Regions from separate parts of the Homo sapiens genome. Here all the other regions are linked to region 1. A link is a contact called in ENCODE Hi-C or POLR2A ChIA-PET data. All regions are on one chromosome and are shown on one strand. The core of a region is the stretch at or near the end of the contact, and the rest is flanking DNA. Distances in the headings are between cores, read along the strand shown. Region 1 holds the start of TTPAL (alpha tocopherol transfer protein like). Region 2 overlaps JPH2 (junctophilin 2). Region 3 holds the start of KCNK15 (potassium two pore domain channel subfamily K member 15).

Region 1 (2,760 bases), core at 94-2,593:
AGTGTTCACAAGGTACAAGCCTCACCTCAAAGCCCCTCTCCAGCCTCATTTTCCATCGCACCCCACCTTGATGCACATTAAATGCCAGTCAAAACAAACTAATAACCCATCATCCTTGGAATAACTCGTGCACTTCTGATACACTCTGCCTGGAATTTCCTCTTCTAATTTGTTCCTAACTTGACAGCTCAGGCTCAGCTGCCATGTCACCACCTCAGTGAATCCTTCCCAAACTCCCTGAGGGTGATTCCCTCCAGTTTTCCACAGAACTGGGTTCCTATTTCTTTTTTAGAAATTACAGTCCAATGCTATGGGCATTTATCTAGAGTCAGTTTCACCACGCACTCATTTATCAAATAATTACCGATCACCTACCATATATGTCAGGCACTGTGCTCACAGGCACTGGGAACACAGACGCAAACAATACAATTCCTTGCCTAATAAAGCTTACATTATAGTGGAATGAAGAGAATGCATACTTGAGCATTTTACCATGTATCAAGCATTGCTAAGCCCTTTACCCATTTCCTCATTTAATCTTCACGTTATTTGGTGAGAGCGCTATTACTGTTGCCATTTTACAAAGGAGGACAAAAAGGACTGTCCCCTAGAATCTAAGTTCCACGAGGGCAGAGGGCTTGTCTGCCATGTCCACTGCCACCCCCAGTGCCGGGCACATGGCAGTGGTCTGTACACATCAGCGGAGGATATAGGTTAAGCGATTCGCCCAAGGGGGCACACCCGGTGAGGCAGAGCAAGGATGCGTCTAGCCCCACCCTGGGCTTCTAATCTGTACCCTCCACCTGGAGCTTCATGTTGACTCTCCAGGGACTCAGCAGTGCCGAGCGCTCAGCAGGACTCAGTCACAGGCTGGTGAATGAGCTGACAGGCGGACATATGAGTGAGATGCAGACACCATTGGTAACGGTGAAGCCAAAGATCTCCCCCACCTGGAGCCCATCCTTTCTGGAGCATCACTTTCCTTTCCACCCCTTCCTCTCAACAAGGAGAGGTCAGGAAGCCATCTCTCCTAGAGCCCCCGAGACCCCATATCCCGTGGACAACCTTCCGAGGCCCCCACTTCCGGCTGTCACCCCCTCCCCAGGTGTCCCCATTTCCTGGGGTCTCTCGCTCCTCTGGTCCCCACTTCCGGTTATCCTTCCCTCTCAGGGGTCCCTCTCCTCAGCTCCCAGGGCACACGGATGGGCTCGCGGGCACTCACCGGCCCGACTACGGGCGGAGCGCGGGTCAATCGGCGGCGGGAGCCTCGTCCGGCAGCGCACGCAGAACCGACCCGCACTCCCTGCCCGGCCTGCCCGGCCTCTCGCGCCGGAAGTGACGATCCAGGGCGTGGGAGGCGGGGCTCCGCCTAGGAGCGCGCATGTGCGACGCCTCCCCGCGGCGTTGGTGTTCAGTCCCCACCTGGCTGCCGGAGCTCCGAGCTGCGGACCTGGAGTGGCTGGGAGGAGCTGGGGCACCAGCCGCTTGTCAAACCCGGCTTATAGATGGGGAAACTGAGGCTCAGAGAAGGAAGGAAAGAAGCTGCCATTTTCCAAGAACATGCTAACATGTACCTGTTGTTTAACATCCATGATCTCATTAACTCCTCATATTTATGCAATTCCCCTATTTCAGGAAAGGGAAACTGGCAATCAAGGCAGTAAAGGGCTTCAAACCCGGACCTCAGGATTAGCATTCTAGACTTCCCCCCACTATGGCTGCTATCAGGACTAGCTGCTCCAAAAAGGGAGACTCCAAACCAGGGGACATCTGTCTGTCATTAACTGAGTGACCTGGAGCAAGTCCCCATTCCTTCTTGTGCTTCCGTTTCCTTACCTGAAACCTGATTCTTGCTCTGGAGCCTGATTCAATAATTACTTTTTTCCTGCTTTGGGGTTCATTACGTTCCCTCCAGACAAAGGCTTTACTAACTCCCACCCCAGTCCATTAAGATCCGCCCGCAAGTATTTTGTGCAACTGCAACTTTGAGGCAAATCTCCTAGGTCCCTCTGAGGCAGAACCTCTGGTGGTCCAGGAGAACTCTGAGCCTAAAGAAACGACCTTAAACAGTCTTTTCATTTTCCTACCCCAGGGGCAAGAGGAGTCCCAAGAAGATGGGAAGTGACCCATGAGGGCCACAAGAACGTGGCAGTTTCTGCCAGATTGAGGGGCAGGGGGCAGCAGTATGGAGGCGACCTGGGAATCATGAGTTTTGACTCCTGCTCTCAGTTTCATCACTTCTAAGATTGACAGACAAAATATATAACATTCACTACAGTTTGAATTTCAGATAAACATTTAAGCATGTTCCTTTCCAAACACACACACACATACACACAGATAAGTGTGTCCTATGCAACATTTGGGACACATTTATACTTTAAAAATTGTTGTTTATAGGAAATTCAAATATGACTACTGGGCATCCTGGATTTTGTTTTGTTTGCTAAATCTATGTATTATTTTCCTGTTACTGTTACAAGGAATTACTGCAAACTTCATGGATTGAAACAACACAGATATATTCTCTTGCAGTTCTCTAGGTCAAAAGTCTAAAATCAAGGTGTTGGCAAGGCTGCATTCTTTTGGGGATTTGGAGGAAGCATCAGTTCCTTTCCTTTTACAGTTTGTAGAGGCCACCTGCATTCCTTAGCTTATGGCCCCTTCTTCAAATCACCTCAACCTCTGGCTTCTGTTGTCACCTCTACTACTGACTGATCCTCCTGCTTCCCTCTTCTTATAAGGACTCTTGGGATT
Region 2 (2,760 bases), core at 67-2,566, 340 kb after region 1:
GCAGGAGAATTGCTTGAGGCCAGGAGTTTGAGACCAGCCTGGGCAATATGGTGAGAACCCATCTCTACAAAAAAATAAAAAAATTAGCTGGGTGTGGCAGTGCTCACCTGTAGTCCCAGGTGCTGTTCGGGAGACTGAGGCAGGAAGATAGCTTGAGCCCAGGAAGTTGAGGCTTCAGGGAGCCATGATCACACTACTGCACTCCAGCCTGGGCGAAAGAGCCAGACTCTGTCTAATAAAGCAAACAAACTCAGACTCAAGGCTGCTTGCTGCTGGGCTCTCAGTTAAAAAACAGCGTGTAAGAGACGCATTAAAGCTCACGCCTGTAATCCCAGCACTTTGGGATTACACTTTGGGAGGCACTTTGGGAAGCCAAGGTGGGCAGATCACGAGGTCAGGAGTTCGAGACCAGCCTGGCCAACATGGTGAAACCCCGTCTCTACTAAAAATACAAAAATTGGCCGGGCGTGGTGGCGGGCACCTGTAATCCCCGCTACTCAGGAGGCTGAGGCAGAAGAATTGCTTGAGCCCGGGAGGCAGAGGTTGTAATGAGCCGAGATCGCACCACTGCACTCCAGCCTGGGTGATAGGGCAAGACTCCGTCTCAAAAAAAAAAAAAAAAGGTCTTTTTAAATTTTTTCTCTTTTTACAGATGCACTTTCTACAGTGTTACTTAATGAATGGTCTGGTACCACCTATCATTCTTGGTCCTGCCAGTAGAAAGCATCCCATCCTTCAGAGACACTGGCCTGAAAGACAGATTTCTCCTCTCCCTCTTCCCAGTGTCAGAGAGAAGGAAAGCCAGTATTTAGAAGGACTTGTTCAAAATCCAGTCTTTGAAAGGGCAGGATTCAAAGACTTAGCCCAGTTGTGACTGCTATGATGGGATAAGGCAACGGGGTTGGAACCTCCTCTGGACCTCCAGTACCTGGCACGGTGCCTGGGGCCGAATCCGATCTCTGGAAGTGTGTTTTGAACAAAGGGATGCAGTTGTCCAGAGGAAGGCTGGGTTCGGCCCCGCCTGGTGGCTTCTTCCTCCCCTGTCCTTGTGACAGCAGGGTCGCCAGCCCCCAGGAGCAAATGGAGCTGCCTGGAATTCCTTCCCAGAGCTCCTTATCAGTTTTTAGAGCAGCCTGGGGTGGGGTGCGAGTGGGTGTCAGTGACACTGGGATCTGCTCTGGGAAAAGCTGGAATGCCCCAGCCGAGCCCCACCTGGGGAGGGGCGGGAGGCGGGGGAGGCCGCTGGGCTGGGAGGACTCAGCTGTCACATTCCTCCGGCTCACAGAAAGCTCTCCTGGGCGCCTTGTCCTTATTTAGGCAGGAGATGTCTGCTGACTGGGGCCTTGTAAGATGCCTTTGCAGGCCGGCTCCCGGGTGGGGTGGGGCGGGGCGGGGGCAGAGCACACCAAGAGCTAAGTCAGCAGGCTCCTGGGCAGGCGAGCCCCAGGGTGGGAGCCCAACCCTTGGGGAGAAAATCCGCTAAGTAGTGATAACAAAAAATAGCAGCTAACATTCATGGGGTACCTACTATGTGCTGGGCACAATGCTGAGCTGGTCTGTAAGTTCCAGAAGGCGAGTCTCTCCTGTTCACAATGGTACCCCAAGATTAGCCCAGGTTCTGGTACACATAATGTACACATATACTATATACTATATGCACATTCAGAATATCCAGAAGGGTTGCATCAGTCTGGGTTCTGGCAGGAAAGGGTCTATTAGGTGCCTAGTAAATCCTTGTCACAACTGAATGAATATACCCTTCACATGCCACAATTTACATAATCCTTACAAGAAGTAGCTACTAGTATAGCTAAGTGCTATTAGTAACCCATTTTACAGATGGGGAAACTGAGACTGGGAGAGGTTCCATGACTTGGCAAAGATCATGCAAGTTGGAAGTGAGGGAGCTGGGGTTTGAAACCAGGTTGTCTGACTCCAGTAGTAACTAATGCTTCCATCTTCTTATTTTGGTGTTAAGCCACAATAGGATTCCTGGCTTTCCTCTTCCCTGGCTGTGTGGATTTGACGGGTTATATAATCTTCTCACCTGCAAAGTGGGGATAGTGATACCTACTTTAGAGAATATTGTGAGAATTAATTAAGAAAACGCATGCAAGTGCCGGGCATCTAGTAGGTGCGCAGCAAGCATTGCCTATTCATAATGGTGATGTTGATGTTGATGATGATGATGGCGATGAGTCCCAGGGGATTCAGCATCCTCTTGCTGGGTTGCACCCAGGGAGCAGAATAGGCAAAGGGTGAGGCCATTTTCCAGCAGACTTCGTCCCCCTGCAGGAGCACGGTGACAGTCATGGCCCTCTGGAGAGGGTGGCAGGACCTTCATCCTGTCTGTGTTTCCTAAAGAGAAATGTTCACTACTCCTAGGCCATCTGAGGCCTCCAGGTTCCCCAAGCATGAGGCTGGAAGGGGTCTGGGGTAGGTTTTACCCTCTGTTCATCCATGGTACATGATCACATTTTTGTGTCAGCTCCATTGCCCAAGGCTTCCATGAAGCACCTCCTGTGGACCTGGACTAACTTGCCATCCCTTGCTGTCTGTGTACAGGTTGTCTTGGGCAAGTTATTGAAATGCTCAGAGTACTGGTTTTCTCATGTGTACACTGAGGGTGATAATGATAGTATTTCTCTCATAAGGCTGCTGTTCAGTAAAGTGACATGATATGTACAAGCACTTACAATGGGCCTGTCATGTAGTACCTAACCCTTCCAATATGTCTATAACAGAGTAACGATCACAATG
Region 3 (2,760 bases), core at 129-2,628, 270 kb before region 1:
AAGGCAGGTGGCAATAGAGATGAGACCAGAACTCCAGTCTCTGTGATTCCAGAACTCATACTTTTAACTCCACTGCAAAAACCACAGCTCATATTCACTTGCAAGAGCATTATGGGGAAACTTTCTCCAAGGCACTGGCTTTCGGACTGGTGATCCAAGCCCCAGGGGGGGTGCCGGGACGTTCACAGCTGGAGCCTGGGGAGTGGCTGGCACCAAGCCTGGAGCCCTGCAGAGCCCACTTCTCTCCTTCCTGTTCCCCCAGGTTTAGGCTCAGCAGGTACCAGCCAGATGGTAGTCATGGCAACAGCTGGTGGTCCAGATGCTCCAAAGGAACTGCTCTGCATCCCTGAGGGCAGAGTCCAGAGCCTGTGGTTATCAGTCATTCCTTTAACAAGTATTTATTGATCATCTACTGCATGCTAGGCACGGGTCATACAGCAGTCCCTAAGACAGACTGGGTCCCCATTCTCATGGGGTAACAATAACAATTGCAATAATAAAAAAATGATCTTTTCTTTGTAGTGCTCTGTATGTGTCATGTTTTAGCACAGGCCTTGTCTGTGCATAGTCTGTCTCCTGAATAATAACTCTCACCACAGCCCTGAGATAAGGCCGATTAGCGACACTATTTTACAGAAGAGAAAACTCTGGCTCAGAGAGGTTGAGCAACTCGTCTAAGGTCACACAGCAAGTGTGAGGCAACCAGGCAAGGAAAAGCAAATCCAGCCACTTGGTCTCCCAGCCCCGCTTCACCTATCTCCAAGCCCCTTGGACGTTTTCTGAGCACTCCTGGGTCAGCCTTTTGGCAAACTCGATTTACTGATTCCTCCCGTCCCTGCCTGCGTGGGCTGACAGCTCCATTCAGCAGAGGGGGGCAAAGGAGACCAGGGAGACGAGGGAGGCGAAGGAGATGAGGGAGGCTCGGTGAGCCGAAATGACCCGTCCAAAGTAGCTCAGCTGGGCGGGGGCAGAGGTGGGACCGAAACCCAGAGGCGCCCCGGGACGGCTGGGGCTGGAGCGGGCGCGGAGGGAGGCTCCGGGCGGCTCACCGATGGTAGTGATGACGGTGATGGCGAAGTAGAAGGAGCCGGGGAACTTCCACTGGCGGCCGGCGCGGTGGGGCTCAGCCTGGAGCGCCAGGCGCTCCAGCTCGCGGTAGTCCTCGGCCGAGAAGCCGAACTTCCTCCGGAGAGCGCCCCGCTTCTGGACCAGCAGTCGCTGGCGGCCGCTTTCCGCCTCGGACTCGAGCGCGTCGAAGACAGCAGCGCCCACCAGCAGGTAACACAGGGTGCACAGGACCAGCCCGGCCGCGCGCACGCTCGGCCTCCGCATGGCGCCCCGGCCCCGGTACCCGCCGCGGTCCCAACCTGCTCCGTGTGCCCGGACCGCGCGCTCCGCCCCCTCCAACCCCGGCCCCACGCGGCAGGGTTGTGACGGGCGAGGCGGGGCGACTGCCGGGAACCTGGAGGCTGGGATCGCCACGGGTGGGGGCCGGAAGAACCGCTCCCCTGTCCGCCTCCCACTCGCCTGCCCGGGGTTCATGTGTCTGTGAATAGTGAGATCTGAAGCAAAGGCCCAAACCCCGGGCCTGCAGAAGTCCTGTTCCCGCCACTAACTCATGTTGTGACCTCGTGCCAGTCTTCCGTCCTTCCTTCCGTCCTTCCTTCCTTCCTTTTTCCCTCCCTCCCCTCCCCCCTCCCCTCCCTTCCTCCCTCCCTCCCTCCTTTCCTTCCTTCCTTCCTTTCACTCCTTTCCCCATCCCTCCCTCCCTTCTTCCCTCCCATCCTTCCTCCCTCCGTCCCTCCCTTCCTCCCTCCGTCCCTCCCTTCCTCCCTCCGTCCCTCCCTTCCTCCCTTCGTCCCTTCATCTCTTCTTCCCTTCCTTCTCTCCTTCCTTCCTTCTTTCATTCAGTCAGTCAATCCTCTGACAAATATTTACCAAGCACCTACTGGTGCAAACAACATTCCTGTTGTAAGTAAAAGTGATATCCTAGTGAGGAGGGCCAGCTAACAAACAAGAAACTAATTTAAGACAGGAGTGAGAAAGAAGGAAAAGGGATAGTTTCTTGGGGAAGGTGAACCCCACCATCTAAGGTGGTGCTTAAAACAGAACTGAGCATGACTTGGCAGCCAGAATAGCAGAGGAGCCGGTGTCGCTGGAGCCCAGAGAACTGGGGGGCAGATACTTTGGGGGAGCAGAAGGAAGGCAAAGAGGCAACTTCACACAGGGTCTTACAAGCCCTTATGTGGGTTTATTGAAAGCCATGGAAAGGCTGTATTACAAACACAGGCAAACAAACACACACGCAACACCACCACAATGATCTGATTCATATTTTTTAAAGAGCCCCTGGCTGTCATGGGGAAAAGGGATGGTGGCTAGGAGTGGAGGCCAGTTCGAAGGCTAGTGTAGTCCAAATGTGTGAAGATGGAGAGAAATGAGGGGATCCGGGATGCACCGGGGAGGTGGAGTTGGGCGCCCAGCTGGCCACATTGCCCAGCCTTTCTTGCACTTAGCAGGGTCTATGTGACCAAGCTTTAGCTCATGGAACATGGGCAGAAGTGACATATGCCACTTCCAGGCCTGGCCCATAAAACCCTGCCCTACACGTGCTCCATCTCTTTCCCCCACCAGACGGCTGAATGCAGAGAACTAAAGTCTTTAGAAGAGAGGGAGCCCACAAGGTGGGAAAAACCTGGGGCTGAATGACACATTGCAAGGTTGTCCCCCAACCCCCAATCAGGAGCCCCAGTTTTGAGC

The links. Hi-C counts contacts between places; a loop is a spot of excess contacts on that map. ChIA-PET counts read pairs that join two places held with the same protein, here RNA polymerase II (POLR2A). Pooled maps may share reads with other maps.
Region 2: a map of chondrocyte shows a loop between it and region 1 (2.4-fold over the local background). The contact joins the enhancer-like site here to the promoter of TTPAL in region 1. A Hi-C loop is called at or near these places in 3 of 168 maps with a recorded cell type or tissue (astrocyte of the cerebellum, chondrocyte and mammary epithelial cell) and 1 of 50 pooled maps. POLR2A ChIA-PET finds 5 or more read pairs at or near these places in 1 of 52 experiments (activated CD4-positive, alpha-beta T cell).
Region 3: a map of dorsolateral prefrontal cortex shows a loop between it and region 1 (2.9-fold over the local background). The contact joins the promoter of KCNK15 here to the promoter of TTPAL in region 1. A Hi-C loop is called at or near these places in 9 of 168 maps with a recorded cell type or tissue (B cell, CD4-positive, alpha-beta T cell, Caco-2 and 6 more), 3 of 37 single-sample maps with no recorded cell type and 26 of 50 pooled maps.

The regions. Positions count from the first base shown.
Region 1 is chr20:44,474,457-44,477,216 of GRCh38, reverse strand. It overlaps TTPAL (alpha tocopherol transfer protein like), which reads right to left and starts at 1,343. Exons shown (of 5, transcript NM_001039199.3): 1 at 1,226-1,343. RefSeq lists a silencer at 1,238-1,367 and an enhancer at 1,458-1,547.
Region 2 is chr20:44,135,872-44,138,631 of GRCh38, reverse strand. All of the region lies in intron 2 of JPH2 (junctophilin 2), which reads left to right. Among named protein-coding and RNA genes, the nearest start is that of JPH2, 50 kb to the left of the region's middle. Within about 2 kb of position 1,316, at least 15 of the 41 ENCODE cell types and tissues checked have a DNase peak (open chromatin) inside an H3K27ac peak, as active enhancers do.
Region 3 is chr20:44,744,483-44,747,242 of GRCh38, reverse strand. KCNK15 (potassium two pore domain channel subfamily K member 15) reads right to left here and starts at 1,378. Exons shown (of 2, transcript NM_022358.4): 1 at 1,050-1,378. The coding sequence starts at 1,332. KCNK15-AS1 (KCNK15 and WISP2 antisense RNA 1) reads left to right here and starts at 1,016. Exons shown (of 5, transcript NR_132377.1): 1 at 1,016-1,278.